2 separate regions of the Homo sapiens genome follow, and region 1 is linked to region 2. The links are chromatin loops, found by intact Hi-C in ENCODE. Cell type or tissue: heart right ventricle. All regions are shown on one strand.

The links. Peaks named below come from ENCODE experiments on the same cell type or tissue, not always from the same donor. Only the 100,000 strongest peaks of a DNase experiment are listed, where the experiment ranks them.
Region 1: a loop joins it to region 2, with 2.1 times the contacts of the local background. A loop is called at or near these places in 55 of 110 quality-filtered maps.

The regions. Positions count from the first base shown.
Region 1 is chr1:172,543,737-172,546,236 of GRCh38, reverse strand. All of the region lies in intron 1 of SUCO (SUN domain containing ossification factor), which reads right to left. Among named protein-coding and RNA genes, the nearest start is that of SUCO, 12 kb to the right of the region's middle. In heart right ventricle, no CTCF peak of the experiment used is centred here; no DNase peak of the experiment used is centred here.
Region 2 is chr1:172,448,716-172,451,215 of GRCh38, reverse strand. The region is part of intron 3 of C1orf105 (chromosome 1 open reading frame 105); the gene reads right to left. Among named protein-coding and RNA genes, the nearest start is that of PIGC, 5.9 kb to the right of the region's middle. In heart right ventricle, CTCF peaks have their summits at 915 and 1,115 (motif pointing left); a DNase peak (open chromatin) is centred at 1,020; H3K4me3 peaks cover 426 bases; H3K27ac peaks cover 737 bases.

The DNA of each region.
Region 1 (2,500 bases), 95 kb before region 2:
CTTCAGTTTCCTTATTTGTAAAAATTAGATTAATACTTTAATCCAAGAGTATGGACAAATTTAAGAGGAGATCAGGAGTCAGAGACCAGCCTGGGCAACAAGGCAAAACTCCGTCTCTACAAAACATACAAAAATTAGCCAGGCATGGTGGCGCACACCTCTGGTCCCAGCTACTCAGGAGGCTGAGGTGGAAGGAAAATCACCAGTTCCCAGGGAGGTCAAGGCTGCGGTGAGTGGTGATCATGCTGCTGTACTCCAGACTGGGGGACAGAGCAAGACCCTGCCAGGAAAGAAAGGAAAGGAAAGGAAAGGAAAGGAAGGAAGGAAGGACGGACGGACGGACAGAAGGACGGAAGGCAGGCAGGCCAGCCTATATGCCTCAACTCAGTATCAACATTGTAAAATTGACTTATTAGGAGGAACTGAAATAAATGTATATGCTATGCTTAGCCTGGCACAGAATATGTGCTGAAATGTCAGTTATTATCAGCCACTACCTTTTCTGTCTACTTTCACTTATCAAATTTCACAGTAGTTTATACTTGTAATCTCAATGTTTTCACCTTCTATTTAGTCCTCAGCCTGCTGAAATCTAGTTTCTGTCCTCATTGTACCACTGAGACTAGTATGGTGTGGCAGAAGTTAGCTTTTTTTGATTTCCCTGCTGCATGTGGTACCTCTGACTGCTGTTTTAACTTAAACCATCTCCTCTTTGACTTGTCAAATTACACACTTCTGCTTTTCATCTCACACTGACTCTTGTTTCTGAGTCTCCTTTGATATGCTGCTTCTGTTCACTATTTAAATTCTGATGCTCCAAGGGTTTGGTTCTGAAATCTTCCCTTTATATTCTACATAGGAGACTTACGTACTCTCATGGTTTTTAGTTGACAGCTACTGAAACTTTATCTTCAGCCCTTATCTTTTCCTAACTGGTCCATTCCTTAAAACCCTTCTGTGATACCCTACCTTAATGTTGAGGATAAACAAAGCTCATTTAAAAGTTGCATCTCTCTTCCTTCATATTCCAAGGTATCTCAAAAACATCTAAATCCAAAATTGAATACATTAGCTTCCTTTTCCAAATCTCTTCCTCCTATATCCTTGATCCCACCATCTGGTACTGCTATCTACCCAGTCCTCAAACTAGAAACCTGAAAAACACCTGTGACTACTCCTTTGCCTTCACCCTCCCTTGACCATCTTGTTTATTCTACTCTAAATTTCTTCAAATCATTTCTCAATCCCCATTCTGACTGCCTTAACTCAAGCCCTTATCTCTTACCTAGAGCAACCTCCTAACAGATCTCCCTAATTCCTAACTTGCTACGTCTGCAAATCAACCATTCACACCTCTGCCAAAAATCTAACAGTAAATTATCACACTACCATTCCCCTGCTTAAGACCTTTTACAGACTCCATTAACTACATGACAAAACTCAAGCTTCTCTCCACATGCTATTTAAAAATCTCTAAAATTCTACTAAGTCTTCAGCTTCATATTTCCTGTCACTCTCCCTGCCTTTCACTTTATGCTTCAGCGATACAGAGCTACCTGTAATAGTTCCTTGAACACAGACTGTGCTGTCTCATGTCTCTGGCTCATGCTGTTCCCTCTTTCAAGAATGTTCTGTACCTGCTCCCACTCCCACTATCTAAAACATAACTCAATACCTATAATTCTTCTCTCTTGGGGCAAGAAACTAATAAGGGTCTAAAACATTTTCCTGATTTCCACAATCTGGGGTTGGTGGGTGGCCCGCTCTAAATTCCCACAGCCCTTTGGCTATCTCTACCTGAGCACATACACACTGAAATGAAATTAACTGTTTATTTTTGTTTCTCACATAAGACTAAGCAACTCCAAGGCAGAGAATACACTGCCCTGTTGCCAGCATGATGATCTATTGAGCTCCTACTTTGAACTATGAATTAGAAAAGCTTTTTCAGAGCTTTAAAAAGAAGAATGAGAAAACACTTTGTGGTAAAAGAAATAACTAAACTAGGCAACAAAGAATTGCTTCTTAAACATAAATTCAAAGTTAATCCCTTGTACAGAAATATAGTGCCAGCCACTCAATTAGCGCAGTATGGTTAAAGTTATCAGTGAAAATTGTAGTTTTTGAATATTACTTCCTGGATATCTGAAAAAATTTACTGAAATCCTGTAAGTATTGAGAAACTTGTGGGAAATGGGTGAATAATGTGGAAGCCATTTTGGTCAAACACTGGTAATAAAACAAGACCAAAAGATCACCAGGCCTCTAGTGCCTTTGCTTAAGCAACCTAGTTTCTCTCCATCACAATGTTTTATTAAAAGACAGATATTCTTCTAAACCACGTATCAGTCTGGAGCTCTTTTAAGGTTGCTTCTCTTCTGCTTGGTCTATCTGCTAATAGGTAAGAGCATACTGGGCCTCTTTCTCCTTGCAGTTTTTATTCTATTTGGCTGCATCAACAGTCCATAGTCAAATCACGTGCAATTGTACAGCTTAGCTG
Region 2 (2,500 bases):
TAACTGAGGAGCTCTAGTTAATTTACACCCAGTACCAGCAAGTGGGCAAAGAGATTTCAGAGTCTCCAGCTGCAGTTTTCCGGGTCACCCCCACACACCTGCTGTTCCTTTGCCTTGGATCACTGAGTCAGTCACCTTTTGGCCCAGTTAGCCAACTATCATGATGCACCTTTCTGTTTCTCAGCATCTTGAGGAGTCGTGAGTGGATGCCTGCAAATGGCAGGAGAAAATGAAGAAGCTTCTCCACAGTAGATGTTTAAACGAGGAAATGTTTAGGCTTCATTTGTCTTCACTAAAAATCTTTCTTCTTTGACAGACCTGCCTCTCCTTTTGTCTTGTGTTTTTTGTCCCTCATCTCTGTGTGTGTGTTTCTATCTTGCTTTCTGTCTCCCTCTTCCTGTTATTGTGTCTCTGAGCCTGTCTCCCCTTTGTCTAGTCACTAGGAAATACTGCTCCAGGCACACGTGCACCTGCCTCAGGCACGGGGCTGCTCCGGGGCAGGGGAGGAGTAAGTGGGTGTTTAAAGTTCTGCCCTTTGACCTGTGACGGTGAAGAGGAACGCAGCCAGGTGGCAGGAGCTTTGCACCTCTGCACAGGGTCCGGGGTCTCCAGTTGGCCTCCGGATTGCCAGCAGCTTCTTGTCAGGTCCCTGATTTAGAGAATGAAGGAAGAGATCCTGTCCACAGTACATTCTACTCCCTTGAAACACAACAGTTTCTTTCCAGAAGGGAGCAGCTGCCAGCTGAATCCACGTTTACCTCATGGCACATACGTGCAGGCCTTCATACACGCAGTAGACTCTGGGAGCCAGATTCAAATTTGAGGACGTCTGTGTGACGGGAAAGAATATGACTGGAGGTACTGGCCTGGTGCCCCAACAGAGCAAGGATCCCGGGTTCCCTACTTGTGTTTCAATCTGCAGGGGTGACTCTTTCTCATGTGCAAATCAGTGGAGGGTCAGCCCCTAACAGGATGAGAGTGAGGGTGAGGCTGAGGGGCCTGTGTTCTCTCCCAATAAGAGCAACCTATTTGGGACTTCTCACGGGTCAGCCGGGAAACTGGCCTCCCAGGAGCCCTTTGGGCTGCGCAGCTGGAAGCTGTTGCTCTTAACTGTCATCTAGTGGCTAACTATGAATATTGCAGCCACAAAAACCGCTATACCCTGCTGGAGAATGGCCTCTCACTCCTACTGGTCGTTAGCATTGGCTTTCCTTCCCCATTCTCCACTCCAGCCAGGCTGGGGCCTGGTGTCCTAGTGCCCAGGTTGCCACAGTACAGAGACCCAGAACAAACCTGAGATGAGGAGGCATTCAGCGGCAGGTGAGACCTGTCTAAATAGGAAGTTCACAGCGACTTGATGACTGGAAGGCTTCTTGCTGGTTCTGCAGCAATTGCTAAGCCAGTCCTGCCTCCCCGCTCATCCCCCACCTCTACCCAGTGCACGTCATGGTGGCCATGTTACCTACTTGCCTGTCCAGGGTGTTAGGGGGACTAAGAGATGACTCTTAAGCAAAGCTTGGACCCTGAAACTCCGGTGTTGAAAACCTTCAATGTGTCCTCTCTGCTCTTGTCTGTTGGGCCCTGTGTGCATTAGCTGGGCCCAGCCGCGTCCTTGTTTCCCTTTCATGTATGCTCAGAATTCCTTGATATTCTTCAGGCATTTCCTCCTGCACACTCAGTCTCCACCTCTTTGCTGATAATCTTCTCTTCTCTTTCCAGTTCTTCCTCCACCCCTGGCTCTTCCCTCCACTTGAAAACAGTATCTTCTAGGTCCAGTGCAGATGCCACTTCCTCTTGAATCATTCCCTCACTTCCACTCTGCTTGCCCAACCTGGGGGTAACCTTTGCTCCCACCTTCTCTCACAAGTGCTGTGCCCTGTTTCTGAGACGCATTCTCAGTTGTGTCCCTGTCCTGTCTGCTCACTCATCTGTGTAGCTGCGGCTGACTCACTCATCTCTGATGTATTAAAGCAAATACAAAGGCCTCCGTAAACATATATTGACTGACACCAGGGCTCCTAATAATTGTGGCTCACATTCACTGAGCTCTTGCTCTGGGTGGGGCACCGTGTCGAGTGCCTTAGGACGCTGCTTCAGGCACTGCCTATGACAGCCCTGTGAGGAATGTGCAATTTTTCAGGTGAAAAAATTGCTTATCTCACCATATATTTTCTCTCTTTCTCCACCTCAGGGAGGTTCTGACTACCCAAGCACTGTAGCCTGTGTGCTTGCTCCACAGTGACACCGAGGGTCACCTGGCAGCCGGTCATGGTGGAGGGGAAATGAGGAGTTTTTAATGTAAAATTCCACAGGTGTAGGGAGTTGTAGGTGGGAGACATAAGCAATCCTTTGGGGGAGGCAGTAGAGACTCCAGATTGGTTCCAGTCACAGGCTGATAGGCATTCCCTGGAAGTCTTGGGGCAGATTCCTCCATACTAATTTTTAGTTTCCTGTTTTGTTGATTCTAACCTTATGCCTGTATTCTTAGTTCTAGTGGACT